Regions from separate parts of the Homo sapiens genome. Here region 1 is linked to region 2. A link is an interaction called in ENCODE POLR2A ChIA-PET data of the cell type or tissue named here. Cell type or tissue: GM12878. All regions are shown on one strand. Each heading gives the region's core, and the rest is flanking DNA. Links, peaks and the distances in the headings are about the cores only. Region 1 overlaps HS3ST1 (heparan sulfate-glucosamine 3-sulfotransferase 1). Region 2 holds the start of LINC02498 (long intergenic non-protein coding RNA 2498).

Region 1 (15,999 bases), core at 5,472-13,471, 670 kb after region 2:
TTACTATTTGATGTGGATCTAATGGTAAACAAACACAGGAAGCTTGAATTGATTATTTCCCCTGAGGTTTGTGAAGATTACATAAAACAGCTTATTTTAAAGTACCTACCAGTGTCTGGGCCAGAAAGGCTACTTCCAGGAGGCGGGCCAGATCATGAGGCTGCGATGTGGTAGAAGGGGCTTTCGCGTAAAACTGACAACTAGTCTAGAGTTACCCTTCAATCCACAAACAAGTATTAATACTCCTTACTTACCATGTACCAGGCACTGTGTTAAGTGCCAGAGGGTTGCAATCAAAAGAAAGAGACATCCATGTATTAGTTCTAAGTGGAATATTTATCAAACAATAGAAATACAAGATGTTGCTACATAAGATGGAGCAATACCTTCATATTTGTTGGGCCCAGAATTGTTTTATGAAGTTGAAATTTAAGTTTGATATTGATGCATTATACTATTTTGGTAGTCCGATAAGCTAATAAAAGAGCCTACTACTTGGTAACAATTTCAGCCATTATTGAATTTAACACTTTGCTATTTGCTAGCCAATAAAATAGACTCATTCTCTGCTATATCTCATTTAATTGGAAGAATTCTAATAACTCCGTGGGTTGATCACGTTATACATGTAAAATACAGAGAGAAGAAAACATGCATGCAAGGTTAAGACTTTAGAGTGGATGGTCTAGAAGCAAAGTCTGAGGGGGGATTCCTGTTTTCTTGGGAAACACATTTACTGAGAATAGGGTAGCAGAAGAAATGAGTAAGGTAATGTGGGAAAAGGATGAAGTTTCGGAAGAAATAAGTAAAAGTACAGTTTCAGGAGAAGTCTAGCCTCAGCCTGATCTCACGAGGAGCTCTGAGCATGAGTTGCACCAGAGGTTGTCCTGCCTGGAGGCAATGAGGGTGGACTGTTACCCTACTACCCCCATGCCCCATCCCACATGGGTCAGTCAATCATTAGTCATGCCCTAACCCTAGGAAAGCAGGGGAGTGGGGTGGACAACATTTCTCAGGCATCTTCAGGTAAGAAAACTCCTGCCAACTAAGAGAAATCCTTCAGAAAATAGTACAGAAGACAATCTTTGTGGCAGCTGGGGTTGAGAGCACTTCCCTGGTAAATGAGCTCTGGATGGAGCATTAACAGCAATAGCTACAGTCACATAGCTGGGAAGCAGAGGAGGAAAAAAGGCAGCGCATTTCTGCCGACTGGTTCAAAACCAGTTTTGGTCTGTCTCCTAAAGTCCCAAATGTTTTTAACCACTAAGTAACATATGCACTGGGTTTATAGTTTTTACCTACTTTATCTCATTGAGTTGGAGTTTTCCCCCAACAGAGTACAGTACATATCTGCCCATTTTTATGGAGAAGGAAATGGAGGTTCTCAGAGTCTGAATCTAAGATCCCATGGTCAGTGATTGGTACAGCTAGGATGCACACCCAGGTCTTCTGGCTCTCTCTCTTTGCTGTTATCTAACTGAGAAATTTGGGCAAAATAGAGTAAAGGTCTTGACATCAGGGATAACTAAAGCACCAAGGTCATTTTCTACATCAAAACACTTTAGTGAAGCAGCTAAATCCGATGATGTCCTCTTTAGCTTTGGCCTTCTCTCACTGTGTGCTGTTTGGAGAACTCTGTTATGTTGCTCTGGCCTTTAACTCAGGCTCAGTCTTCCGAAATGAGCTGCTGCCGGTTAGGAGCATGTTTTATCACGTCCCTGTTGCATCAAATCCCAGCCACTGCTTTGCTTGAAGGTAATCTTGATATCACCCTAACTGTCCAACTCCAAATCCTAGATGCCCATAATTTCCCTTACAGGCTCTGCCTAATAGACAGATGCATATGCTTTATATCTTCCTCCACTTACCCACAAATAGATGGACTGAAAAGGAGCAGAGACATCGGAGACAAAATTTCATTTGTAAGAAGTAATGGCTCTATCAACATGGGCAAGCCCTTTAATTTCTGAGTTTATTTTTCTGTAAAATTAGTAGCCCATTTTCTACTTCCTAGGGTTGTTATATAGGTTAGAAGCAATATATTTAAAATACCAAGCACATGGCAGGTGTGCAACAAATGATAGCTATTTTTATGCAACAGATACACCTGCACAGGAGCCAAATTCACATGGGTGCCTGCTAAGTAAGCTTCCAACACTCCAGCCTTGGAAAGCAGTAGCTTCTCATTGAGTTTAACACATTTGACATGCCACTCAGACAAATCTCTTGCCTACCTCTACCCTCTACCCCCAGCCTCTCCCCGTGACCACTGTCTTCATGTCTCAAGCTTCCCTTGTTCAGAATGCCCTGCTCTGGTGACACTACTGCCATTCGTGCGTGCCCCAGCTTTATGGCAATTCCTCCATGAAGCCTTCCCACAGGAAGGTCAGGGTCTCTGTGGCCCACAAGTTAAGTGACCTGCCCTGACATGCGACCTCTGGGAAGATTCTCTATTTCTTAATATTTCTGAGAAATGACATTCTGGAGAGGGTCTCTGATATTTTTCACCTTCTTTTGTGATTTGTGATGTCAACATTTTCCATTTCTGGACTATTTCCCTGGAGTGAGCAAGAATCCTTTCTTCTGAAAAAAATGACTTGAAGTCAGGATTACTTTTTTATTTTTTTATTATTAATTTATCTTTTTTTTTTTTTTTTTTTTTTGAGATGGAGTCTTGCTCTGTTGCCCAGGCTGGAGTGCAGTGGCATCATCTCGGCCCCCTGCAACCTCCACCTGCCAGGTTCAAGTGGTTCTCTTGCCTCAGTGTCCTGAGTAGCTGGGATTACAGGCACTCGCCACCATGCCTGGCACATTTTTGTATTTTTAGTAGAGATGGGGTTTCACCATGTTGGTCAGGCTGGTCTTGAACTCCTGACCTCGTGATTCACCTGTCTTGGCCTCCCAAAGTGCTGGGATTACAGGCGTGAGCCACTACACCCGGCCAGGACCACTTTTTAAATCTCAGTTTCCTCTTCTCTATAAGGGGGCTAGTTGATTTCTCTCAGGAATGTTGCTGAACTGAATGCCAAACCATGGAACACATTCCCCCACCCATTCTATACACAGCTAAATGTCTTTGCCTTTGTACTCCAAGACCCTCTGTACTTTTATTAAAGTCCAGAACAAACAGTTAATGACTACTGGTTCCTGTTGTATTTTCTTTTTATATTCTTGAGGACTCAATACCATGTTGAGCATGTGGTAGGGGATCAAAAAAGTAAAATTTTAATGAATAATGGTGACCTGTGACACCACCCCTGTAAGCAGCAGGCACGCTAGGCATCGGCCTCTCCTGCCCTCCATCTCCTTTCAGTTGGGTAAGCCTCCAAGCACAGAAGGAGTAAAGCACCCTGTGCTCAGAGGCATGTCACTTTTCCTAAACTTGCAAACCTTCAGGTTGTGAGCTGATAACCAAATGGTGTTAAAAGGATTTCAACCCTATCTGATTCCAGGAGGAAGGGAAAGGGAAGGGGCTGTTCTGACTCTGGAGTGTCAAGTGTGTGAATATTCCAAATCTAATAGCTGAGGCTTGGTTCAGTTGTTCTCACTTGCCTCTCTGGAAGGACCCACCTAGATCCCCCAGGCTGCTCCCGGGCCGGGGTGGTCTGGACAGGAGACCCACCCCTTCCACTGACACCTGTCTCTGTTAATGGAATTGGTAGAAGGCATGTTTTGGAGGGACCGGGTGCTATTAGGCTCCTGAGTCACTGCATTTTGGCCCTGTAAGGACAGCCCAGGGTCTACTACAGGGCCTCCTTTGAATTTGACAGTGCTTGGTGAGATCTAGCAATAAATACCTTGGGTAAGTCTGGAGTGATGGTTTCTTACACAGTGTACCTTCTCAATGACTGGCTGGGGTTGTACCAAAAATGAATGAACAGATAGTGCCACTAGGACCTCTGATCCCTTGCTCATGGTAGACTCATTTGAACATTCCTTTAGCCACGACTCTGCACCCCCAAATGAAAACATATTGAATTTACATTCACTGATCATTTTACACTGGACCACCGCCTCCATCGACTATGCCAGTCCCAGCAGCTAGATTATATTCCATGTGCTGGTCCTGTCTTCCTCCACTCCTCCCCGCTGCCTCTTGCATCCACAGTTCATGCTTCTACCAGACCATCCCTGTCAGGGGACAGGAATTTACAGGCAGTTTGCAAAGAGCATCTTCTTCAGTCAGAGACTCTCATTGCAGTTTCCTTTCAGTCACCATATTCCTGAACAGGCTTGGAAACTTGACTTAACCTTGCTGGGCCCTCTTATTTCTTCAGCTCTTCAAGGAGTATGGTAAAAGCAAGATCCAACGATGTGCTGCAGAGGGAGGCTCTCTGCCTATTGAAAAGTACCATGTCCACCAGGGGCCTGCTGTAAATATTTCTGCTACTTCCTCTGGGGGAGATGATGGCTTAATGACAACTTCAATGGATTCTAAAGAGGAAGGCATCCTCTCTGCTCTCTGTTCATGATATGGGGTGGGGCATAGGCCATGCTAAGGTCAGGTCAGGCTGGAGCTGCTGAAACGTACCAAGGTGACTCACTTCCCTGATAACACTGCTGAGAAAAATGCAGGCTTCTTCTTGCCCTTCCTGTATCTGGGACACACCTCTTAGGATGGAAGATATTTGGCACCTGGGAAGAAATGTTAAGTCAGGTCAGGAAGAACTGGCTCTGAGTCTGGGCTTTTCCTTTTGAGTTCAGAAAGAGTTGGGTAAAAACTAAATACATAAATAACCTGTGCTTTGGCTCTGAGTAGCCTCTAAGCCTGAGTTTATAGTCAATGTGACCTTGGGCAAGTTTCTCATGTTCTCTGGGCCTAATTCCTCCTCTTTGAAATTTCCATAATAATATCTGCATCCTGGGGTTGCTTGGAGAAATTTCAATGAGTTCTTAAGTGTAGGAGATGATTAATAACGTCCATTTCTGTCATTTTCCTGCGGTATAAACCATGTCAGGAAGCCGGTTTATTTTGCTTGTTTGTATTTTCTCTTTTACTGTAATGAATGTTTTATTTTTATTAAAATCCAATGGGTTTAATTCTGTAAAAGGCTGACTGCATGAAGAATGCATGAAAAAACTGAGGATAAGAAGGGTTTATGTGACCATCTCCAACAAGCTGGCTGCTCAGGGGCAGAAGTAAAACTGAACTCCAGCCACTCCTCTGGGGGCAGGTACAGTGGTTCTCTTAGGTGCTACCTTCAACTCTGCCCTTTTCTCTTTTTAACTTCAACACTTGGGAACTTACTTTTTCTTTCACATTCAGGACTCCAAATTTAGAGTTGATTTTGAAACATACACATATTTATGTCTCAGTGCATATGGAATATATGTCTATAATGCCAATGTGTCTTTCAGGAAGTAAGCAGACTTTCAGACTAAGCAAAAGACTACTACCCTTTTAGTCAGCCTTTCACAGAACCGACAGGATGAAGACACGCATAGATTTCGCAGTTTCTCTTTTCTATTCTAATTGGCTTTCTGGAGGCCAGCTGCCACCTGGGGCAAAGTATCCAGGTCCAAGATCATTCTGAAGGCCAAGGGTTTAATCCTCTTTATTATAACTGCTGAGATCAGAAGCATGTGCAAATATTCTTTGAGGTCAAGATGGATCCCAAGAGACCTCTAGCCAGTCACTAACTGCTTCTCCATCCTGAATATTGCTTTGTTTACTTGAAGTTTACACATGGGAATGAGTAAAACTGTGACCTCCAAAAATGACAAGGAATCGCCGAGGAGATAAATCTTACAATCCAAGTAAAAATAAATCTGATGATCACAATGAGACATTAAAAATTAAAAAGAGCAATGCAGAAAGGAGAGGGGAGAGAGAGGATTGTAATAGCCATGAAAAACATGTTTTTTTAAGTAACAAAAGAATTTAGATTTTGCAATGATTGCAACACAGACAGCTATTTTGAGTTGGGGGCAAGTTAATTATATTCAAAAAAACATAGCGTCTCCAGAAAAAATCTTTTTTTTTTTTTCAGTGAAATAGTTTAGTTCCTTCATATAGAGACATATTACACAATGTTAACAACCATGAAAAACAATACAAAATGCCCTCCATTTAACAAGTAGAAAAATATAACTAGTATATATGGCAATTGTGAATCTAATACTGTACAGAAGTACTTTATGGATTTTACAAATAAATTATACCTTAAATGCTTTTTTAAAATTCTTTTTCCCCTCAGATGTACACCAGAACTTACAGTAGGAAAGTTTCTGAGCTTAGCTTATTGCAAATCAGTGCCAGTCAAATGTTCTGCCAACAAGCTCGAAGAACTTCTTATTTGGCTCATGAAAATATTCGTGCAGTTTATTGAGTAGTTTGGGATCGACTTGGGGGTGCGCCCGGCCTTTGGACTCATGTAAGCAGCGGTCCCGGCCGCTGTCCCGCAGGCAGTAAAAGCCCTTGGTTTTGTTAAAGTAGAAGTTCGAAGCATTGATCTGCGGCGACAGCTTTAGGAACCTCTCGACCTTTTGGATCTCAGGGAAGGGGTCCCTGATGAGGCGGTCGCCGTCCACAATGTGGATGTGGCGCAGCGGGAAAAAGCGCAGCCAGTTCTGCATGTGCACGTGGTAGAGGCTGCGGTTGAGGGCCTTGTAGTCCACATTGAGCCTGCCATCGCGCACCAGGAACTCCTCGATGGACGGGTAGGGCTTGTGCTTCTGCATGTGGTTGTAGAACACTTGGGTGTAGTCAGATAGCACGCGCTCCGACGGGTCTCGCAGGATGAGCAGCAGCCGGATGGACGGGTTCATGCTGTAGACTCGCTCAGGCACTTTGGGCGACGTGAAATACGCGGGGGTCTTCTCCACTGTGAGCTGGTGTGGCCAGGAGAAGGGCATCTGGCTGAGGTACCAGCCCAAGCCGTGGCTGTAATGCTCCTCCCAGTCGAAGAAGTGGACCTCGTTCTCCGCGGCCGCCACGTCGGGGTGCAGGCTGAGCATCTCCAGCAGTGCGCGCGTGCCGCCCTTGCGCACGCCGATGATGATGGTCTGCGGCAACTGCTGGGCAGAGCCGTTTGGGGCCACGCCATCGCGGACGTCATCCTGGAGGGTCCCCGCTTTCCGCAGAAGCTCCTGCTGGCCTAGCTCGGCGGGGCGGGAAGGCACTAGCTGGGGCTGGGCCACCAGCAGCACCGCGCCCAGGAGCAGCGCGGCCATGCTGGACACCACGGTGGCTTCACTGGGCCGCGCGCCGCTGGGTCATGAAGTGCCGCAGCAGGGAAGCCTCCTAGTCAGTGGCACATGGGCGTTTCAGGCCTTCAATTACTAGGGAACAAAAAGGGAAGATATTAACATATAACAAATACAGGGATAATTCAACTAACAACTCTGTAGCCACTCTGTAGTGAGGCCTATATTCACCTCCCCAGGACTCTCAGTTTCTTATCCTATACAGGAGCCGATGGCAAACATTTTCTGCAAAAGTCCAGAGAATAAGTATTTTAGGCTTTAGGGGACATACTTTATGCCAACTCCAACTCCAACCGTGCTATTATAGATGAAATGCAGCCATAGACAACACACAAGGGAATGGGTGTGGTTGTGTTCCAAGAACACTCTATTTATGGGCACTGAGTGAATTTCATATAATTTTCACGTGTCATTAAATATTATTTTCCTTCTTACTATTGTTATTTTTTGCAATCATTTTATATGTTTAGCTGGCTGCATACAACCAGGCCAGGTTTGCCTCCCTAGTCAGAGCATGCTAACCCTTGCTATAAAGGAAAGGGTTGGGAAGACCCTTTGGAACTCAGCAAAAATCAATAAAATATCTACTACTCACCAGTCCCTGGCAAAGGGGCAGGTGATATAGAAGCAGGCTTTGTTCCTGCCCCCACTCTTCCAGCCAGGGGCTCCTAATCTAACAGAGCATGTGAATTAGTATGAAAGATTGCATGATTAGTCCCAATTCTTCACCTTGTGTCCAACTCTTGAATTGGCCTTGCTACTAGCATATGAGCAGATGTGACAACGTATCAGTCCCCAGCCTGGCTGCAAGAGGCCTTGTGTGTTTTTGCTCACCCTCTTTCACTATTGGCTTTGCCATGAGAAGAATATGCCCTGGCTAGCCCATGGTCCCAGAGGGAGGATGAAAGACACACAGAGCCATCCCAGCTCATGAGTGAAGATGCATGATTGTGGTTTTAAGCCCCTGAGTTTTGGAGTGGTTTGTATTGCAGCGGGAAATTGGCAAAAGTTAATTGACGCAGCCTGACTGTAGGCATCAGGGAGATATATGTTATGATTGTAATTTTGGTAGGGTACTATGAAGACACATGTTCATTCATTTTGCCTAAAATAATTGGGGATGGTTTCACAGTGGAGGAAACATTTGAAATAGGCCTGGAGGGATAAACAAGTGAAATTACTACAAAGTGCAAAAAAGCCTTCATTTGTACAAAGCTTTACTATTGATAATGTGGTCTCATACTATATTCAGCTATTGTCACTACAACCCTACACTGTAAGGTAGGAAGGCAAGGCAGATGTCACCGCCATTTTTTTTTTTTTTTTATGGAGTTTTGCTCTTGTTGCTCAGGCTGGAGTGCAATGGTGTGATCTCAGCTCACCGCAACCTCCGCCTCCCCGGTTCAAGTGATTTTCCTGCCTCAGTCTCCCGAGTAGCTGAGATTACAGGCATGTGCCACCACGCCCAGCTAATTTTGTATTTTTAATAGAGATGGGCTTTCTCTATGTTGGTCAGGCTGGTCTCGAAATCCCACCCTCAGGTGATCTGCCTGCCTCGGCCTCCCAAAGTGCTGGGATTACAGGCATGAGCCACTGCGCCTGGCCTGTCACCACCATTTTATAGAGGGTAGTCTTGTCTAAGGACACAATTCTATTAGTCTATTTCAAAATTTAGAGCCCAAATTGAAAACTCTAAACTCAGTGTTCTTTATCCACAAACCACATCTTTTCCACAAAACTTCTCCTCTTTACCTATTTAAGATTTATAACATTTAGGCAGTAAAGGACACAGGAACTGCTGGCCTAGATGCTGTGGGGTTCCACAAGACAGACCAGTCAAGGGTTTATGTTTTCAAGGAGCTGATACTCATCAGTCTGTGTTTCACGCTATCCCCTAAAGAGGAGATTAGTTGCTTTCACTTGAGTCATCTCTGTTAAAACACATTAAGGGAAGCGTAAGAGACAGGCCTGGCTTGGGGACTGAGGGATTTACAAAGCTAGTAAAAATATTCTCCATCAAGAGGACTCATCATCTTTTGTACGGTAGTTTCAAAATTTACTTCATTAGTTTAAAACTTGTCCAGAATGAATAAAGGAAGAACAAATTCCAGGACATCCATTTTTATGATCAACCAGCTAATCTACCTTTCTCAGATATTGTTATCTTCTTTGAAAAACATATTAAAGAGCAAGTAATCAAATAGATGGAAGGTTTTAGAGAACCACAGTGCACTGGAGAAGGGACCTGAGAGATCAGTGATGTAACTCTTTAAGAAAAAATCAAGAATGCTTTAGAAAGGATAGCCAAGAACGATGAGGTTTCAGGTTGGTTCTACCGATTGGTGAACTAAATTTAACAGGCCAATTTTTTTAGTCAAGTGATGGTTTCAGGGTGTTTCAGCTGAATTTCATTTCCTTCTCAAGTCACCTATGTGGTTCGACCAAATGTACCAATTGTGCTTGGCTCTTACATGTTTGAGATGTGAGAATGTATGCAATTGTATGTGCATGCTTGAGTGTGTCTGTATGTGTATGCATGCATGTGTGTGTGTGTGTGCAGGTATAACAGGTAGGTCAAGTGAGAGAGGGACTAACTACTACCCTTTAGAGAGCTATACTGTGTGTTGGTCACTGCTATCACCATCTTATAGTTCCATGTTCAGACTCAGGGAACAACACATTCATATTATTTGATACCTAAGTGTAGAGGCAGAGGCCAGATCTGAAATTCATATTATCTGACTGTTTATGCTCCTTCAACTCTAACCTGAGGCATCCTGGTTAGTGTAGTGTACATCTGAGGTTTCTTTCCTGAAGGAGAATTACCAGCAGACAGTAGAGAAGAAACTAAATATAGTTTGTCCTTTATGAAAGAAAATAACAACAACGTATTGGGAAGTTAAGTAGCTTATAAGCTCCTTGTTTGTATTTTAATCCTTTCTAAAAATGTATTTACTTATGTCTAGACCTTTTTCATTCAAAAATATTTGAGGCTAATAGAGAAAGAAATTAGCTAATGTCTTATATACACATATGCAAGTATATACGCACACATATACATACACACATACTATATATAGCATATATATCATGTGTATACCCCATGTGTATCTTTTATGTGTATATGTAAAAATGTGTATAAGTACATATGTGTTTGTGTGTGTAAATGTATGCACACATATATTCATAGCTAAATATAGTATAACCTGTTTTATATTACATACACACTGTGGGCATTGGGAGCCAACTTCCTCTTGTGGTTTTGTAATTTGGACTTCCCAGTGGCACAGAAAGGATTTCTGGTCCTTTTTGTAACACTCTCAGAAACAAAAAGATTCCCAAGCTCAGGTGAACCTGTAAGCCATTCCTGTGTGCCACCTTGATCTTGACAATGAAGTTATAAACATCAGGGAAGAAGGGAGTCACTTAGTCCCTGCCTTTCACACCCCAAGATGACTTGCCCAGTGTCACATAGTAAATCTGTTCCTAGGACTTTTGGCTCCAGAAGTCCAGTTCTGTAGTCTAGTTGCTGTTACTACTGTCTTCCGAGTAAGTGGTTGTAATGTAAAATAATGACAATATTTTTGGGATTCCATAGAAGAAAAACCCAACAAAATCTACCCAGCAATGACAACTCCCTGGCCACCAACTTCCAGTGTCAGCTGACACACAGGGTATGTGTAGTACAGGGTCAAACTTGCTCATTTGTTCTGTTCAGTAGAAGGGTCCAAATGAATTGCACAGGCCCTGGAGTCAGGATTCCTGTCTCTAGTTTGGACCTTGGTCAAAGTGACTTAACCTCTCTTAGCTTCAGTTTCCTCATCTGTAAAATGGTAATAATTCCACCTGCTTCAAATGATTACTTTGAGACTGAAATGAAACAATGTGTGTCAGGACTGTCCAATATAAATATATTGTGTATAACATATGCATTCAGACATTTTAAAACATATATTCTACATAGCTTAATAGATCTAAAGTGTTATCACTCTAACCTATAATCACTATATAATTTTTCTTTTTTGAGACAGAGTCTTCCTCTGTCGCCCAGGCTGGAGTGCAGTGACATGATCTCAGCTCACTGTGACCTCTGCATTCTGGGTTCAAGTAGTTCTTGTGCCTCAGCTTCCCAAGTAGCTGGGACCACAGGTGTGTGCCACCACAGCTGGCTAATTTTTGTATTATAATTTTAGTAGAGATGGGGTTTCGCCATGTTGGTCAGACTGGTCTCGAACTCCTGACCTCAAGTGATCCACCTGTTTCGGTCTCCCAAAGTGCTTGGATTCCAGGTGTGAGCCACCATACCTGGCCTAATCACTATATAAAATTAATGAAATATTTTGCATTTTTTTCTACCCAGTCTTCAAAATCCAAGTGCATATATATTTCCTGTGTAGCACATCTCAAGGACACATATGGCTGGTGGCAATTGAGTTAGAGAGCACAGAGATAGATAGCACTGGGCATGTTTGCAATTCTTAATCTGAGAGGTCTTTAAGTGTGGAACACACTCTCCTGAAAGCAAGATTCTCTACGCACTCACAGATTAGGAGCTTCCTGAACAGGAGAAGAACCAGGAAGGCAGGTTTGAACCTGCAGGCAGCACAAAGGCAAATTCGATCTTCTCCCTCAAGAAACAAACCAGGTAAAAGTAAACAAATGGGACCTTTTGACAGTTGAAGCACTTGGCTGATGTGGGCATGGATACAGAATTCTCTATAGCACCTGGAGCTGAGGCCACATCCTTGGCAAAAGCAATGATTGCAGCTCCCATCTGCAGCAATTGCTACTGAGCAGGCACTAGACTGGCAACTTTCCACACAGGGCTTGCTGTAATCCTCACTGCAAGTCCTCAAGGTAAGTGATGTTTTTATTTTAAAAAGTGAGGTTCAGAGAAATGAAGTCTTGTGTCTAGAAAGTTAGAGGAGGTGAAAGGATTCAAACTCAGTCTAAACAAAGCCAGGAACTTCACTGTCACTTTCACTTTTCTTGGCAATGTCTGGAGTTAGTGAGCAAGTTATTAATGAACTTGGCTCTACTTCTTTGGTCCTGTTGAATAGTTGTGCCTTGCACCAATTCTTTGATGAAGGACAGAATTTCTGTGAAGGCCCAGACTTGCTAAGATGGGCAAAATGAACCTCCGATGGGTTAATAGGTCCCAAAGGGAGACCCAGCTACCCCTCCATTTACTTCCCTTTATCAGGGAGGCTGTTTTCTGGGTGTTATGGTGAAAACCCAAGGCCTGAGTTTCATGAATTGAAAAGATTAAGGTCCTTCCTATCAGCAACAGTAAGCTTCCTCGAGTCCCACTGTGAAGACAGTAGCCACATGCCAGGCATGGGAAACCCAAGGGAGATTCCACAGAATCTTCCAGATGGAGGCTTCCCTTGCACTTGGAATTAAATCTAAACTCCTTTCCAAGGAGGCCTTTCCTGCAAATGGAGGTCTTGCCTTGCTCTACTCTGTCCCCTCGGGCCTGGCATGATTTCTGGTATATAGCACATACTAGACATTTTGTTTGCTGAATGAACTTGTCAAATGCAGTAGACAGGCAAATAGCTGGAAGGTACTGGGAACATATTTTAACACAGTAGGAAGAGAAACTTTAAGGGTTTGAAACTTCTGTCTCTAGAGAGTCAAGCAGAAACCAGATGTTGAAAGGGGGACTCAGCATTTCTAATCGTGATTGGGCGACATCACCTGAGAGCCTAGAAAATATTTGGATTAAAAAAGAGGGGAAGCAATGAAATAACCCTTCAAAAATATTTTCATTTTCTCCTTATGTCTCCTTATTACATAATTCACATCATGACCTAGATTTCAAATGTAATTAACTGTAATATATTCTCTCAGTCCCACTACTGGAACATATTCATAGATGAAATGAAATAACTAGGATATTTCACAAGAGGTACATTTAATGAATCTGGAACAGCGATGCCTGCCATCTGTCTGTCTGCAGGACACCTTCACAGCCCCTCAATGAGAGATGGTGACACACTGTCACAGGCAGGAATCTCCTCTAGGGTAGCAGGGATGATCAAAGCATACAACCACAATTCACTTATGGGATTTAACAAAAGGGTTAGAAGGAAAGAGATTACCTGCTGAGCACTCACTGGGTGCCAGGTGGTAAGCACTTGGGTATAAATTATTTCTTCTAATACTTGCAACAATACAAGAGGTGGTTGTTCTCATTTTATTTTATATTTTTAAGCAATAAAAAGGTGGTGGGGAGTAGTAGATGAGCAAAGAATCTTTTGCAATCAGGTAAATCCAAGCTAGAATTCTTACTGCTAACTGACCTCAGTAAATGTCTAACCTCTCTGGGTCTCCACATTCCCCTCTGCAAATATGAGCTTAAATCTACTTGATAGGGGTGTCATCATAATTAAATAAGATGACCCATGCCAAATACACGGCACAGTGTCTGGCACACAGTTATTCAACAAATGTTAATGGCCTGCCTTTCATATTCATATCTGCCATGACAGAAATGGATACATGCTGTTAAGGTTAAATGACCTCCTCAAGGTCACAGAACCAGGAAATATCAAAACTAAAATATTCCACTGGCCATCCTCAAAGCCCACGGTGTGCTTTTGTCCCCTTTGAATGGTGATGCTTCCCCTTGGGCAGTGGGGAGTGCATTCCAGGCAAGGGAGAGCTTACTTAAAACCACAATGAGATAGAAGTGTGAGATTTATTATACTGTTATGCGAGAACTGCTTCTTTCCAAGAATCCCATGGTGTTGAGTGATTTAATTTTCTGGAACGTACTGAAACATGAGAAACACAGGTTGAACAACAAAACTGTCTTTTTTTTTTTTAATCTACCAAACTTCTGGGCAATCAAAAGTATAAGATTATTTTTTCATTGTTAAGAACGAAACATGTCTTCACTTTCATCTTTGCATAGCTATGGAAGAGCACCTCACAGTGGTGTCAGATTTTCATCCTTGGCAGGTCATTTTAGAAACAATGAAATTGGAAATACGTTTAGTTTGTGCCTGTCAGCCTATGAGAGGACAGTGATATTTCAAGACCTACATAAATATTTATTTTCTTGAAATTGCCTATACATGTCAATCTTCAACAAATGTTGACATTCACTTTTGTTTGGATTTCCTTATGGTAATTGCTGTGAGGTGGGATGGGGTGAAAAGAGTTTAGGGTAGAAAGGACCGTAAGTCAGGCCACATAATGTTAATAAGCTTCCTTGGACCACATTTACTATGCAGTGGGGGATAAGTTACAGTAATTGGCCCCACTTTTTCCTTGAAAAAGAGGAGGACTATTCGAATATCTCCTCCTCTAGCCTTCTGTGCTTCCTTGAATCCTCTGCATGTCTGAGAGGTGCCATATTTACAAACGTTTAACTGGATAATAAATTGAATTCTCTGAAATTGAAGGAAGGAGATGCTTTGGCAAGCCAAGGGAGGCAGCTTGGTGTAGTCACTGGGATAAGGATTCCCATCTTGGTGTTATTTGTGAGCCTCTAAGTGCTCCTTGATAAAATGAGAATGATAAATGCAACCTGTCCCATAGGTGGTCTGAAGTCAACCCACACAACATTATTGTCCAGATCAGGTGAAGGATTATGGCCCAAGGATCTGGATAAAAAATTCGCATGAGAGGTAACTAAAGATTTCCTCCTGGGAGGGACTTGTGGCTGCAAGTTACAGTCATCAGGCATAGTGCTTTCCAAACATGCATATGCACGCAAGTCACTTGGAAAGCCAGTTACAAATGCAGATTCTAATGCAAGAGGCCTGAGCAGAGGCCTGGGATTCTGTATTCCTCATAAATTCCCAGAGGAGCTGATGTAACCCTCGATAGTCTTTGGCATGGCTAGGACCCTGTGAGCTTAGAATGTGGGTGCCAATTCAGATTCTGATACTCTTGGCCTGGGGCAGAGATGGGCAATGTCTTTTGTTTTTTATTTGTTTGTTTCCTACTGTTGTTGGGGTAGTATATTTTTAATTCCAGGACTGAAAACAATTGTGGTAGACAAAATAGACAGGGATTATTTTGTCTGCTGAGTTTGTATTTTGGGAGGCGGGAGATGGAGGAAAGATGCTGGGAATTAACAGGATTTAGAGCCAAAAACCCAGTCTCAAATCTTAGCTCTGTAACTTGAAATCTGCAAGACAGCCCTGAAACTCAGAGCTTGAGATTGAATGTCTTGGCCCTACATATTTACTGTGAGGATTAAATAAAAAAGTACATGTGGCATGCTTAGGGCATTGCCATACTGACTGGCCTGTGGTAAGCTCTCAAATCATGGTAGCTATTTTTGTCCCTTAAAAAAAAAATGTTGGGTGGTATAAATGGGATCCTGGGATGATAATTAGTCAAACACATTTGTTCATGATGCAAAGTACTGCAGTGACTCAACCAGACAGAAGCTCAAAGAAGAAAGGACAGTGACACATAGAAATAATTTAGCTCTCTGTAGAAGGGCACGCAGTGGCTGTGGGTCCTTCATAAAGGGCTCCTGAACGAATGATGAGCAGCCAGGTGTGTGCAGTGGTGAGGCAGGCCCCAGTGAAGGAAGAGGAGAAGTTACTTCTCAACATGTTTAATCTGCATTGCTGTGCACAGAAGGCAGCAGTGACCTAAATAAATCCTTCATTAGAAGCAGAAACACACTGGCTCAGGCACTGTGCAGCAGAGCTCCGTGACAGGAGGGCGGACAGACGGGGCTTCTCTTATTACTCAGTGCAACTGAGTGGAAGAGGAGCCCCATAGCAGACAGGAGACAGGACCTGGGCTGCCTTGGGCCCACAGTGG
Region 2 (15,999 bases), core at 3,207-11,206:
GGGCCAAAATGCAATAGGTATCTTTTGAGCATCATCACATCAAGTCTGGAGTTTGTTCCTCAGACACAGCAGTATCCCAGGCATTCCTTTATGTAGTGGTCAGTGCAGAAGCCTGAGACTCACAAGCAGGCACAGGGGACATGTGGCAACAACTCATTCTCAAACCGTAAAAGTATTGAAATTTGACCCAGGAAATCCAAGTCAATTATGTGGGGAACTCATATAGAGCAAGAGCCATTCTCTTTTCACTTGCAAAATTCTCAGCAAAATAACTGATCTTTCTGCCCACTTAAGGACATGAGTAGGAGGTTAAACAAGCACAGTTTGCAGGTGGGGCTCATACTGAAGGTCAGCTTGAGAGTCGTGGAAAATTCCGTGGTGGAACACAAGGCCACTGAAAGATCATTTCGTCAGTTACCAGCAGGGTGGAGTGAGACTGGGGTTTCACCAAGACATTCACTCACTAGCTGTGTTAATGGTGGAATTGGAGGGGGTCAGTCTAATTAAATTCCTGCTTCATAGTTTCCTCCTCTGTTAAATGGGGATACAGCTATTTATGCATACCTTGCGATCAGCTATTCTAAAGTGTGATCAGACAGCACTTATTGAAATAAAGCATCTACACACCCTATGGGCCTGCAGTGCCATTCCTGGGTATAGACCTAGAGAAAGTCACACCCCAAAGGGTGAGGGGACAGTCATCAGAATGCTGACTGCAGCCTTGTTCGTGAGAAGAGGGAAGTGGAGACAGCCAAGCTGTCCAACACTAGAGCAACGAATAAGTAAAATACTGGAGATGTAAATAATGGAACACCAGGCAGCAGAGAGAAGAAATAAACTAGAACAGTGGTTCCAGGACCAGTGACATCAAAATCATCTGATAACTTATAAGAAGTGCATATTCCTGGGCCCCAACCAGTTCTAGTGAATCAGAAAATCTGAAGATGGGGCTTAGCAATTTTTTTTAACAAGCTCTCTAGGGGATTCTGCATACTGTGCTCAAGGTTGAGAACCACCAAATTAGAGGTACACATGGATAGACACGAAAACAGTCTTACGTTAAAAATATTTTGCCTCCTAGAGGGTATCGTACAATGTCTGGAGACATATTTGGTTGTCAGAACTGGGGAAAGGCTTCTGGTATCTACTGATGGGGCCAGGGCTACTGCTGAACATCCTACAGTGCGAGGGGCAGCCCAGGGCAGCTCAGCACAACAAAGAATTATCCAGCCCTGAATGTCAGGAGTGATGACACTGAGAAACCATGATGCAACTCCTTCACAAAACCTCTCTTGTCTCCCCAAAAACAATATTTGCCAAACGTTTTTAGAAGAATACACAAATACCATGAGTTTTTAATTAGGTGTTCCATTGTTCTATTGTGAAGAACAAACAGGAACAAAGCAACATTTTATTCTAAAGAGTGTGTGTGTGTGTGTGTGTGTGTGTGTGTAGCTAAAAGCATTTATAATAGTTGACCTTAGTGTTGAGAAATAACATGACATGATGCCTGAAGCAAAATCTCTTGGCTTCCCCTTGGTCAACAGGTACCTTTACCAAAGAACTGCTGCAGGTTTGCCATCACCTCAGTGGTCACTGATCTGTGTGTGATGTATCCTTTCTTTCTTTCTTTCTTTCTTTCTTTTTTTTTTTTTTTTTGAAACGGAGTCTCCATCTGTCACCCAGGCTGGAGTGCATTGGCGCCATCTCCCACCTCCCGGGTTCACACTGTTCTCCTGCCTCAGCCTCCTGAATAGCAGGGACTACAGGCGCCTGCCACCACGCCTGGCTAATTTTGTTTTTTTTGTATTTTTAGTAGAGACGGGGTTTCGCCATGTTAGTTAGCCAGGATGGTCTTGATCTCCTGATCTCGTGATCTGCCCGCCTTGGCCTCCCAAAGTGCTGGGATTACAGGTGTGAGCTACCACACCCGGCCCCTTTCTTATATTTTTAGCATATACCTTTGATATTATTCTTGACTTGTATGTTTAAACGTATCCAAGTTTGATCACTTTATACAGCAATTAATTATTCTGTGGAATCATATCTTTTGCCATGAACTTCAACCCAGATGCATGTTTTATATGATGATTTCTGTTAATTTCCTGATAATATATAATCCTTGTTAATATCTCATACTCAAATCTTTGGATCATTGCTAAGTGAGAATGGCTGCTTCCTCTTCTGAATTTTTCTCTTTGTGTCCTGTTTGGCACTCTGTACCTTTTAATTTAGGGTCTGGATTGTCTTTTACTGGTCTTACACCAGTCAGAATGGCTATTACTAAAAAGTCAAAAAATAACAGATGTTGGAGAGGGTGTGGAGAAAAGGGAAGTCTTATATACTGTTAGTAGCAATGTAAATTAGTACAGCCTCTATGGAAAACAGTATGGAGATTTCTCAAACAACTGAAACAAAACTACCATTTCATCTAGTAATCCCACTACTGAGTATCTACCCAAAAGAAAATAAATTGTTATTTGAAAAACAGGCCCTCACTTGCATGTTTACTGCAGCACCATTCACGAGAGCAAAGTGTCAACCTCAGTGTCCATCAAGGGATAAATAAAGAAAATGTTACACACTCACCCACACCCACACATACCCACTCACACACTGAAATACTATTCAGCCATAACAAAGAATGAAATCATGCCTTTTGAAGCAACACTGATGAAACTAGAAGCCATTATCTCAAGTGAAACAATCAGAAATGGAAAGTCAAATACTGTCATGGTTTGCTCTTGATGTCCCTTAAACCTCTATACTGTAAGAACTGTAAGGAACGTTGCAAAAGTTTGAAACATATAATTTATGTATAATTACCTGCCCATTAACTTTTTCCCCATGATATTTACTTGACCACGTTTCATTAAATGTTTAAGGTATAATTCTTGCAAATATGAAAGATCACAAAAGATGCATGTTGGAAATTTTCCAGAACGGTTACTATATTCAGTATCAAGACAATACTTTTACTGCCATTTGTTTTTGAAAAACAAATGGATTTGAAATATAGACACTGATTTATATGAATCAAACCTCTAAGTTTATCCAAAGAAACCAACAGGATGCTGAGTAGCACAATGTGAGGTGATGATTAAAAGCCAAAAGATATGGCCAGTGGCTGTGTTGGCAGTGGCTGTGGGGCCCTAGTCACGCCACTGCATCATGAGTGTTTCTGGGCACCTACCTGGCAAGCTCACGGTCTGCATAGCCACCATCTGCGGCCACCCTGGCTCATCACTGCACCATTGAACCTCACATTGTAAAGAATTTCCTTCCATGGTGTGGTGCTCCTGCAGTTTTCCCCCATTTCACTAAGTGATACCAGCATGCCCTCAACTCTGAGAGTCATTATATGACTCATCTGTTTCCCTCACCTTCAATGTTGGTCTATTGTCAAGTCGTACTGATTGTGCTCCCTCCAAAATATATCTGAAAATCTGCCTACTATTCATTCCCATTCAGCCTTCATTGGTTCTTGCTGGATAAATATAATGACCTTGAACTCTACATTGAATTTTTAATCTTGCATTTGAATACATTTCTGGGTGGCTCCAAATTTCCCTTTCCCCTACCTCAAAAGGGAGTTGCAACTACAAGTGAAGTATGTCCTACTCTATAGATTTAGAAATAGAACCACCGCTGAAATACATGTTCCCAATCTCCCAGCACGTTGAGATCAAAGGGAAAAAACCCAACCGATCAAAATCGTACATGCCTCATGTACTGGAAACTCCAGAACTACTGAGAGTTTCATATGGGTCTATTCTTACTTCATTGTGGTCACCTCTGGTTTACAACTCATATGTACGTTTAACCATTTCAGTGTATGAGGGTTTTTTTTAACCATCACATGCATACTGTATCTATTCCCCATGGTACCATCTCAAGCATGGAATTCATTCGCTTAATTAATTTACACTCACATGCACACATACACACACACACATCTTTTTGTGTGTGGACTTTACTAAGGTTTAGTTAGGAAGGAAAGCTACAGATTTCTTAGGTACACGTGACATTGTGATACACGCATACAATGTGTAATAATCAAATCAAGGTATTTAAAATATCCAGCACTTCAAACATTTATCATTTGTGTTGAGAACATTCCATATGTTCTCTTCTAGCTACTTTGACATATACCATAAATTATTGTGAACTATAGTCATCACACAGTGCTATCAAACATTAGACCATATTCCTTCTATGTAACTGTTTTTTTGTACCCATTAACCAACTTCTCCAGAAATTTGCACAATCATTATGTATTAGTTTTAGAAAAAGAATTATTTACTTCTCATCAACAAAAACTTCAAATGAACTATCAGATATTCTTTTTCTGAGACAGTCTCTCGCAATGCAACCACAGGGGATTTCTCCCCGGGTGGTTCGGGGCTCCCAGTCCTCCAGTCTCATGCCACCGGGCTACCCATTCCTCTCCTCTCATGCAGGGGTTTTTAGCCACATCTTTTGTTCCTTAGTTTCTGGTAATCACAATTCTCAGGCTTTTTCTATAACCTCAACTTATGAATGTTACTTCAAAGAAAGACAGATTCTTCCTAAGAGGAACTCTCTTTCATCTGTTAAGATATTTTGTTATTCTCTCTTAAAAGGGGCTGAAGATTTCCACTCATGTTGAATGTTTCTAACAATTTGAGTTTGATATTTACCCTACAGTTATTAACCAATAATTTCTTATGAGTGTGGCATCCTTTTTGTTGCTGCGATATCATCATGGTGTGCAAAATGTGTCAAGAATTCTGCTCTCATGGAGGGCAGAATCCATACATGTAGTAGTATCAGTTACTGTTAAAGTGTAACTACAAAAAGAGAAGGCTTTGCAAGAAAGGAATTCAGTCCTGTGAAATCATACCACATGCAAATCTAACGTAGTCTGAAGTTTGGTGAGTTTGAAGCAGTGGTTTGTTCCTAAAGGATTAGCAACGGTCTCTCTGAGTGGTGGGGCAGGGGACAAGCCCTAGTGAGTAGTGTTTGCTGATTTTCATGTTGTAAATGTCCTCATTATGGCTGATTTCAAGCAATCAATATGAATGTGGAATTGGGAAGACAAGTGCAGTAGCCACCATCATATAGCATTTTTATTATACAAAAATGACCTCAAGATTATAGAGTACAATGTGGTGAAAATAATTAGAAAGTAATGAGTTTTGCATATTTATTACCTTTGCTTTTAATATATTTATGAGTTTATGTAATTTCATTTTTAATAATAGCTCTGTTGAACAATCAGCTCATAAAATGTCTGAAAATTTAACAGTCAGTCTTTGTGAGCTCATTTAAGCTACATCTGGCACATTACTGAAGGTTGGGCGGATTTAACAGGATTTGAGGAGCACACAAAGCTAGCAGCCCCTGCAAAGGCCCTGTGGTGAGAGAGAGATTGGCAAGGCTGTTATGGATTTTTGAACTTCATCTTAATGACAAGTGAAAAAGCTACAGGTTTTTAAGTAGGAGTGAAATGGTATGACTGAACTTGGAAAAGTCCTGTGGTGAGACGAGGGGGTTTTCCACTGTCACTGAGTGGTTTTGTTTGAATTTGAGTAAACACCCAAGGACAGGGGTTCAAGCTCTGAATGGGGACTAGCCTTTTACATTCCATCTAACTCTGAAGTTCCATGGCAATCAAAGACTAAACTTGTAGAGGAGAGGCAGAAGAGGTGAGAATTGATGAATTAAGAACCTAGAAGAGGTGTGTTGCACATTATAAATATATATATGACAGCAACTCGAGGACCAAAAAAAAAAAAGCCTTATCTTTAAAATAAATAGCCACAGGAAGCCAAGTGAGTCAGGTGTTTTTTCTCTCTCTCCCTCCTCATGGGTTCCTATTTTTAAAACATCACTTCCTTGAAGTGTCAGACAATTATATCTGCTAATATATTTTTGCCAACATGATCCTAAAGAGAATAATATGAATTATTTATGCTGCTCCCTTTTGGCGGGAGTGAATAGGACAGTAAAGGCTCTGACATTTCATTTTAGGAAATTTCTAGTGCAGGAGATTTCAGAAAGCACAACCCAAGATTAAGAAGACAAATGAGCAGCTTCAATGTAGAGGGAAAATAATCCACCAGCAATTCCAAGCCCCCCTTTCGGTTATAGCTGTCAATTATGGCATTGGCTTTTATTTCCCCTATCCCCAGGTGATAGCCACAGCTTCCTGTCTCCTCAGCTGCCTGTCTTGGGGGTGCCTCTGCCAGACCTCTTTCATGGCAAGAGCCCTGATGCCACTACAGCCCCCACGTCTGCCCATAAACCCTGTGCCACAATCCACCTCTTAGTCACCAAACTCTTCAAGTCACCACCACCCCGGACATTCATGACAACAGCCCACCTTCCCCCCTTCACTGCCCGTTCAGATCTTGTCCCCATCAGTCCTGGGCCAGGTGAGTCTTAAGAAAAACACCTTTGGAGACAGTCAAGTTCCTGCTTCATTATGTATTAACCATGTTATACTTGGTAAGCTGGAGAAACTCTCTTGGTCTTAGTTTTCTGATGTATAAAATGGGGACTTTTTTTCCAAGTTAGGTATTGAGAAAATGAGTGTTTCAAAGTGCCTAGCACCTTCAGTGAATGATAGCACATTGCTTTCTATGATTATTAATTTTATGCACTACCTGGTTTGCCATGCATCTGTGTGTTTTTCAAAGTCCTGCTAATTTATTCATTCTGAGCATCTGCCATATGCCAGGCACCATGCTGTCCATCTTCTTTTGCTGGCTGTAGTTGATAGGAGCTTGTTGTATTTTGTCCAGAGATGCTTTTATCACTTTTCATAGAATATTAGTTCTGTGTTGCTGCTGAACTAAGTGCTAGAGTTCTACAGAGAATGCAGCAATGTGTTCCAGCCCCAGAGAGTTGACATTCCTGCATATCCATCATACATAAGTGCCATTCTCCTGAAGAGTCGTTTCTGAATATATATTGCTAATGTTTACTTCCTAAGAGTGCATTTTTAAAGTTAGTCTATGGCCAGCTGGCCCATTAGAGATACATATCTTTTTCTTTTCTTTTCTCTTCTTTTTCCTTTGGAGTGGAATAGGAGAAGACAAACCACTACTCAATAAGCATCTACTATGTGCCTGCACTTCTGTGAGGTTTATAGTCATTATCTCATTTTTTTCCCTAGAACAACCATATGAAAAGCCTTTCTTTACGTGGTTTTATAATCAAGTTAGCCAAAAGTCAGAGAGGTTAAGGAACTGATTCCCAATCGTAGGATTTGCAAAGCCTGAACCTGGGCTTCCTGACACCAAACCTGGGCATTTTGTTGCATGCAATGCTATAAATCTACGATTGATTGCATAGTTCCACCATTCTGGTCTTGGGCCCACACATATCTCCTCTCACAACATTATGGCAAAACTAGTTACATTGTACTGTCAAGTGAGACAAACCTGGCATTACCCAGCCGAATCTTTCCCTCTTCTTTATCAGAGAATTCAGGTCACTTTTACTCAGGACCAGTCTGTTGAGAAGTTTGTCCTTTTCGTGATTGAGGGAAGCATAACAAAAGTAAAGTTGAACAGACTCACCATTGAAGACACAGCAATTTAGCAAGAAATATGACTAAATGACTTGCAACTGTATTCACCATGTGTCTTCTAGATTATGGCCAAATCCCAGCTGCCATCACAAAAATCTTCTTCGATGTCAAAATTCCTGGTATTTTACATCAGTGCTTCTTCAGAAAGCTCATCCCTTTCTGGCCCCCTTGTAAGGATCTTGGACTCTGGGGATCTTGGTCTATTTGATGAGTACAGTGGTCAAGGAGAGCCAGATCAGACAGAAGCACCTGCCTGCTACCCACGGGGACATGAAGTTGTTAACAGCAGCCTGGACTCTGCTGGCTCTAGGACAAAGCAGGTGAGCTGAGTTGAGGTGGGTGGCGGGGGCGGGTGGCACATAAGCCTGACTCACACCTGCTGTTGACATCAAACAGTCACATGTTCCTATGGTGCCTGTTGTTTATGTCAATGAAGGGTAAGCCCTGAGGTCAGGAAACTCAAGATTTCTCCCATCCGAATGTTCCTAGAGTGAAGACGGCAAATGTGCCATCTCTTTTCTTTCTTTATTTAGAGGCATTCTATGTAAGATCAGGATGCTAATGCTTTGTTATGTCCATTGAAAATATCTTCTCCCAAGATGGGACTTGCCTTCTCACTGTTTTCATGGAATCTTTTGATGAAAATAAGTTCATATTCCATTTCACATTGATTGGTGGTGGTTGCCTGCAGCATAACTTTACAAAGAGTTCTGAGATCCTGGGCTGGCTCAGTAGGAAAGAGAACTATGATCTATTAGAAATGTCTGACAACCATACAGGCCCCTGGGACTGTTGTTTTATAGCCCTGGAATAAGCTAGCTAACTAGTCAAATGGATTTCAGCTCACTTTCCTGCCAAGGTACCCATTGGATAGAACTCTGGGAGCATGCAAATGCAAAGACAGAAATTCATGAAAGAAGCAGAGATAGTGCAGACTTTCAGTAAATAGTAGACACACACACGTAGATCATTTCTCAAGGAGAAAGGTACATTTTACCTTCCTAGGGGAGGTGAACTAAGCTCTAGATTTGAAGGATGAATAAGTTTAAAAAGTAGAACAAAATTGTATAAGTTTTCATATATGCAAGACTAATAAGTTCTAGAGATTTTTTTGTACAGCATAGTGCCTATAGTCATCAATACTCTAGTACGAATTTAAAAAATTAATGTCAAGTTTTCTTACCAAATAAACAAATAAGCAAATAAAACAAAAAGAACACAAGAAAAATTTAGAGGTGCAGGATATGTTTATTGCCTTAATATTGGTGTTTTTTTTTTCTTGTTATTGTTTGTTTGTTTTGAGACAGAGTCTCGCTCTGTCACCCAGGCTGGAGTGCAGTGGCATGATCTCAGCTCACTACAAACTCCGCCTTCTGGGTTCAAGCAATTCTCCTTCCTCAGCCTCCCAAGTAGCTGGGATTACAGGTACTCACCACCATGCCCGGCTAATTTTTGTATTTTTAGTGGAGATGGGGTTTCACCATGTTGGCCAGGCTGGTCTCAAACTCCTGACTTCAAGTGATCTGCCTGCCTCAGCCTCCCAAAGTGCTGGGATTACAGGTGTGAGCCACCGCACCCAGCCATTGCCTTAATATTGTGGTGATGGCTTCACAGGTATGTCCAAAATCATCACATTGTATACATTAAATATGGGCAGTTTATTGTATACAAATTAGGCCTCGATAATGCTTTAAAAAAATCTCAATAAATAAAAATGGGCAGTGGTATGAACAGCATGGTGCATCCATGAAAATTCAAGCTGTTTTGTGGGCCAGGGTCATTTCAGGTCGGCATAGCCTGTGACGGGAAGAGTGAGGCTGAAGAGGTTGCTGGGGTCTATGTCATCATGAGCACACCTTCTCTATGTTAAACAGTTGAGATCTTATTCTGCCAGTTATGGGGTTCCTGGTCTTTGTCCTATTTATTAGCATCAGGGTGAAATGTGAGATTATAAAATAAGGCTTGGCAGACAGGAAAGACAGAATAACAAGAACATGAGGGAGGACAGGCTTAGAAATTAGTGGGTGGCAAGTTAGCAGCCTCAGCTCTTTCATCAAGGAGCTGGGCTCAAGCTACATGTTTGGCTTTTGCGGAAGCTTCTATTTGAGGATAGAAGGATAGCCAAGAAGGAAAGTTGGGGGCTCAGTCTTTGAAAGATTGGGGATCATGGGAGTAATGGGTTATTAAAAGAGGCTTGAATCCAAGGGTTGGGGCAGCAATCTAGTTATCAATCTTGGAGCACAGGGGACAGGAAGGAGACTCAGGCTTAGAGCAGTACTGGACCATCATGAGAGCAATTGTCCAGCACCTGGCAGAAGGTTGGGTAGCCAGAAAAAAGCTGAATTGACACTCAGAACTTGCAGCTAATACATTACCTGTAACCTTAGCAGAGCAAAGGGGCACACATTATGCCACTTCAGAGACCTGAGTTTCAATCCCCACCAGGCCCTTTGTGCCTACATGAGTTTGAATACATATGGCTGTGCCACAGGAGACTGAGCAGCCGATTCAACAAGATGAGAGTAGAGACTGGTGAGCAGCAAGGGCAGAAGAGCCCCTCCAGTGGCAGGGGGAGAACCTGCGGTTGTCTTGCCAGCTTTGCCTGCTCTGTGCTCTTGGCCTCTCCCTCATTCTCATAGCCAGGGCTTTTGGAATTGAAACAGAAAAGTGGGATTTAAGCAGTTCCAAAATGACAGTCCTAGGTTCACTATCAGGCAAATCTTGTGAGCTCCAGTTTTGATTAATACAGCATCTGGCCCACGTCCCCAGCCTATGTCCAAATGGTTCAGGTATTGCCCAGCCGAACGACCTTGGCAAGTGTCAGGAACTCTCTGAGCACCTAATTCATCATCTACAAAACAAAGAGAATAATTCCAACTTAATAGAGGTGACATAAAGCTTTCTTAAGGATATTGGTGAAATGCACATACCACCCACTACACATCTTTACTAAATGCTCAACCAACGTGATGGTTGCTACGGTGACAATGATGGTGATTATGATGTGTGCTGACCTCTTGTTCTCTGTGAGTCAGACTTTGGTAGCCTCCTTACTTGCTCCACTTGCTTCAGAGAGAGAAGTGCGGGTTTGCGGTTTAGTGAAGGAGCAAGGCTCATGTGAATAGAAGAATCCAAGGTAGAGCAGGAAGAGAAATCCAGCTAGAGAAAGAGGTGGAAGTCAAAATAAGTAGACTCTTATTTTAAATTTTTAATGGCTTCTTGGTGGCTTCAAGATAAAAGTAAGTATACAATTACAATGCAAAGATAGTATTCAAATGGGGAGTTGAATGGGGAGTTCATTAGGTAAGTTGAGTTAACTCACAGGATTGATTCCTTTTCATGACATAAAACCATCTGTGTTTTGGGTAGTGTGAATTGTGAATTGAGAACTCCCCCTCGCCCTTCTCTCAGCCTGTGTTACTTTTTCTTTATCTTTGACTCTGTATCATTAACATTTCACATATCTGATTTTATTATAATTTTCTATTTATCTCATTTTCCCACCAGACAATGAATTCTTTGGAGGTGAGCACTACATGTATATTTTACCTTTGTTTCTCTGCACAGGATAGACAATGAGGAGCTTTGTGTTTGGGAAAAGAATAAAAGTCAACTGTAGCAAAACCTCTCAGAAGTAGGATTTATAAACAGTTCTCAAAGGATGCACATGAAAATGTAATTTCTTGGGAAAGTGGCAAACAGAAAAGAATCAAACCGCAGTTGTGTGTGGCAAGGATAAATATGCAACGCACCATCAATAGGATTTGTTGGGTGAATAAAAAAGCCTTTTAGCCAACAATATGTAAGCAGAAGAATGGAGCAGGAGTTAGAGAGAACCCTCAAGCAATAATGGAGGCCACTGGAGAGGCAAGACTGCCAAAGGCTAAGTTATTGACCCAGTATTTTTAAAACTGCCTCCGAAAAGAAGCCTGAACGAAAGAAAATAATTTGTGCTATTAGAATGTATTTTTCCTTTGTGTTCCTATCTACTTCCTTCACAAGCTATTTTTGGTAAGTTTTCATTAACCTTCTAACAAAATGCCAATTAAATCATCTTTTAATAGGCTGTGTTTAGAAGACCGAATCCAAAGAGAAAAACGTGCTAGATCGACACTTCAGTGTAGAAACCAGATTCTTAATCCTACTTGGATAACAACTGACATTCTCAGTTGTTTTCACCTGGGATAGCAATATATTACATGAAAACACAAATTCTCCAAGCAGTAATAAGGAATACATAATACAATACTAGTGCTGGGCTGACTTTCCTGCTTTGTTTCCTGGTATCTATTTTTTGTTTGTTTGTTTGTTTATTTTTGCCTTTTTCCACCAGTTGGCTCTGTTAACAGTAATTTGTTTTCCACATATTGCCAAACAACCTCCCGGGTTTGTGTTTATCATATAACCTGACAATATACTCAAGTCTGTGTTGATGTTTGAATGTTTTGCATGACATCAGCATTCTCCTATTTCCGGGAATGTGAATTAAACCACACTGCATGTTTATGTTTGGATTGTAGGTGCTCTGGGTGGAGTTCCAGTTACATTACATTTATGTCTCTTGTTGAGAAGCAAGCCCATAGTGAGATGAAGCAAAAATTTAACTTGGTCCTACACACACTGATACGGTGTGGTTTTGTGTTCCCACACAAATCTCAGGTCGAATTGTAATCCCCACATGCCAGGGGAGGGACCTGGTGGGAGGTGATTGGATCAAGGGGGTGGATTTCCCCCATGCTGTTATCATGATAGTGAGTGAGTTCTCATGAGCTAGTTTAAAAGTGTGGCACATCCCCCCTTGCTCTCTCTCCTGCTCCACCATGGGAGATGTGTTTGCTTCCCCTTCACCTTCTGCCGTGATTGTAATCTTCCTGAGGCTTCTCAGTTATGCTTCCTGATAAGCCTGTGGAACTATGGTAAGCCTGTGGAACTATTAAATCTCTTTTCTTCATAAATTACCCAGTGTGAAAATAGACTTTATAGCAGTATGAAAATGGACTAATACAGACAACTTTTCAGATTAATCAGATTTTGACTTTCCTTTTACTTCTGCACATCATGATGCACCCTATTCTCTCTGCATTCTGTTCCTCCTCCCTTCCTTGACTGTTTAATTCCTATCCATCCACCAAGTATCCTTCAGACATCACTCCTTCATGTCCCCACAGCACCATGTGCTGACTGCGTGAAAGAGTTCATCCCACTGAAGTGTTATTAGGGTCACTTGTCAGTCTGTCTCCATTTAACTGTAAGCTAATGGAGGCCAGGTGTTTACATTATTGACTATCATATCCCTACTAATAGAGGGACTGACTAATAACAATAAGTGCCCAATGTATGCCTGTAAAATAAAGAAAATTTTAAAATAAGAACAGAGAGTCATAAGAACAGAGAGTCAAATGAGCAGATACCTACATACACATTTTAAAAATTGATATGGATGGTAAATGACACATACATGTAAATAGAAAGATAATTAGAGGGATAAATACATAATCAATTGGAGACATAGGTAGATTATGGAGACAAAGCTAAGAGGAGGAGGGACGTGAGGATGCCAGGCCCAGGTTGCTCTCTTGTCTCATTGCTTTTTAATGCTTCATACCCTTCCCATTCAATTCTTTGGAAAGTCCTAAGCAGTGTTCTATCATATTCATATTGAATTAGCTAGTTTCCCTCTCTACTCCCTTCATGAAAAGATGGACAACAAAATTTTTGTTGCTGCTGTTAAATTTAATAAGCACTCAATTTTTCAAAGCTGTCTACAGCTGATCTAGTTTCCTTTCAAACTAGTATAAGAAAACAATGTTTTTGCCAGTTATACCTGACATAACATGCATGAGGTGTTTATGTGGTAGGAATCTATCTACTATACAGATAAGAAAACAAAAATGAGCTGTGTCAACAGGAATCGGCTTTAGTCATAGCAGGGCTAGAAGTGGTGGCTCATAGGGACAGAAGGGGTCTTTTCTGCTAAATGAATTCCAACTGATGAATACAAGATGTTGTCAAGAAGAAATTCTCTGACACTCTGTTTGTGGCTTATATGCTGTATGTTTAATGTGAAGAATGGATTACTCTTATTTCTGATTTCTAAGGTGAAAGTTGAGTTAGGCTCATTTGTTGGAAAAACTCTCTAGCCTGCAGAGTTCAACGTAGCAACCTAAGCCTAAAGGAAGTCCTGTTTTCTTTAGGAGTAAAATGTAGTTTTGTTTGGAGGGCTAAGATGCAAAATTGGGTTCTTTCTGTCATGGTGGCTGCCCTCCTAATCAGATATGGAATTCGGAGTTGGAAAAGTAAATAAATCCCAAGATAGGAGAGGAGTATGTGAGGTTAGTACAGCTTAAGCTTCATCATGTGTGGGACTGTGGACAAGTCATTTTTAGTTACCTTTGGTGAGAACTAAATCTTCACCAAATATTCTTAGTGATTTTTAGAATGTTTTAAGATCCTGTGAAGAAAAACTAAACATTTTAATGTTTTTTTTTCTTGAGAACTATAAATTTTGCTTTATGACAAATTGCTATTTTGTGGTGCAATATCACCAACGAGGCATGCAGGAACCACATTCTTCTAGGTCTTCTCCTCTTCCTGTCTCTTAGTTGATCTACTATTCCTCCTCTTTCTCTCCCAAGCTCTAAACACAGGTTTCCAGTTTAGGTGTTACAGAGGTATCAGTTTATTCCTTATAGACAAATTCTTAGGAGTTGCTAGAATTTGTTCATAAACCTGGGTGAAGTAAATTGGTTTTAAATATTTATACTGGAGTATGGTAATATTTAAAAAGAAATGCAGAATATTAGCATGCCCACTCCCAAGCCTCACCACTTCTTAACTATAACACGGCTAAGTTGCCCAACCTCTCCTGGTCTCGGGTTTCACAACTGTGAATCAAGATGCACCTGATTGTTTAAGTTCTTATGACCTAATCCAAAGAAAGTTTGTATCCAAGTGTCTAACATACGGTAAATGCTCAGAAGATGTCTGGTATTATTAAAATAAAATTTGAATTTGTCTTACCTGTTAAGGATCACTGACAGTGCTGCCCCTGATAGTTTTGTGTTTCATTGGTTTCCTGTATCTCACCTAGTCAAATATACTTCTTAAAAAATTCTGAATATTATCAGTGCCTATGATATGTATAGAACAGGAAGACATTTGGAACAGGAAATATGAGCATCATATCATGTATTTCATGTAGTGATGTAGTGTCCTCCGCAAACCCTCTGATTGCCACACAGTCAAAGTCTAAGCTTGCCAGCATGGCAACAAAGACGACTCCCAATCAACTGTCTTCAGCTTCAATTTCTGTTGCTTCTCTACACGAACATTCTCTACATGAGCTGGCCAAGAATACCTCTCCTCAAGCATCCCTGGTTACCTGCTCATGTACTCCTTCATTCTAGGAGCATTTGGCCAGAGTGATCTTTCTGAAATGGAAGACTCATGTATTGTTCCTGTGAGTCAGATGGGAAGCTGATGGAAAGTCTTCAGCAGAGAAAAATCCAAAGTGACTGCAATGATTTACGTGACTCTACAGATCCTGGCCCCTGTGGGTATCACCTCCCACCTCTCTACTCTTCACTGGCTGCACTCCAGCCATATTGGTTCCCTCACTTTCTTCACACTCAGTAAGAATGCTCTACCTCAGGGCCTTTGGATATTCTGTTTCCTCTCCCTGGAAATGCCTAATTCACTGGTTTTCACATGTCTCCCTGCTTTTTTCCTACTATGGGTGGCAGGTGGGATGTCACCTTCACAGAGAGGCTGTTTTCTGTGTGCACTTTATTACATAGCAACACATCCTTTGTCTGTTTCAGTTTCCTTATGCTGCTTTATTACTTTTTTCATAGCACATCTCTCCACTAGACAAGTCTGTCTTTATTTTTTTGTTGTTTGTTATGTAAGGTCCATGAGAACATGCAGTTTGTCTTATTTTATCTTCATTGCCCAGAATAGTACATTGGGTAGTATTAACCATTACCTCAGAATGACTGAACCCCCCACCAAGCTCTCTAGTGTTGTTCACAGTTTCCCCTTGTCTAGAGTTCCTTGTTACTGTGTTTAAATTTGGCTCAGCTTTTTTCAGCTTACTGAAATCTATCATCTCTTTGAATCCTTCAGTGAACATCCTGGTCTATAGTGATCATCTGTCCCCCTACATTTCTGGAGGAATAAAAAAATTTACTTGTCTATTATCATCTGTGACTTTGTATGTGCGAAAGAGGTTGTTGGTTAACTAAATATGTCCTGGGGTCAGATTGCCTGGGATCAAATCTTGGCTTAGCCATTTATAAGTTGAGTGACCTTGTGCAAGTGACATAGCTCACCTGCCATTCCTTCACCTGTCAGAGAGAATAGGACTAGTGCCCATTGCATTCATTTGCTGCATGACTTAAATGAGTTACATTCATCAAAGCATC

The links. ChIA-PET counts read pairs that join two places held together with the same protein. Peaks named below come from ENCODE experiments on the same cell type or tissue, not always from the same donor. Only the 100,000 strongest peaks of a DNase experiment are listed, where the experiment ranks them.
Region 1: POLR2A ChIA-PET joins it to region 2 with 7 read pairs; 1 of 35 experiments calls an interaction of 5 or more read pairs at or near these places.

What each region holds. Positions count from the first base shown.
Region 1 is chr4:11,392,833-11,408,831 of GRCh38, forward strand. HS3ST1 (heparan sulfate-glucosamine 3-sulfotransferase 1) reads right to left here. Exons shown (of 2, transcript NM_005114.4): 2 at 318-7,281. The coding sequence starts at 7,173. The coding sequence ends at 6,250. Among named protein-coding and RNA genes, the nearest start is that of HS3ST1, 28 kb to the right of the region's middle. RefSeq lists an enhancer at 3,953-5,152. In GM12878, for the core only: no CTCF peak of the experiment used is centred there; a DNase peak (open chromatin) is centred at 9,579; H3K27ac peaks cover 560 bases.
Region 2 is chr4:10,726,963-10,742,961 of GRCh38, forward strand. LINC02498 (long intergenic non-protein coding RNA 2498) reads left to right here and starts at 10,629. Exons shown (of 4, transcript XR_925377.3): 1 at 10,629-10,815; 2 at 11,144-11,587. It also overlaps a transcript of CLNK not described here. RefSeq lists enhancers at 585-714, 865-914 and a silencer at 5,398-5,447. In GM12878, for the core only: no CTCF peak of the experiment used is centred there; DNase peaks (open chromatin) are centred at 3,302, 3,789, 4,873, 5,539 and 1 weaker place; H3K4me3 peaks cover 1,196 bases; H3K27ac peaks cover 3,479 bases.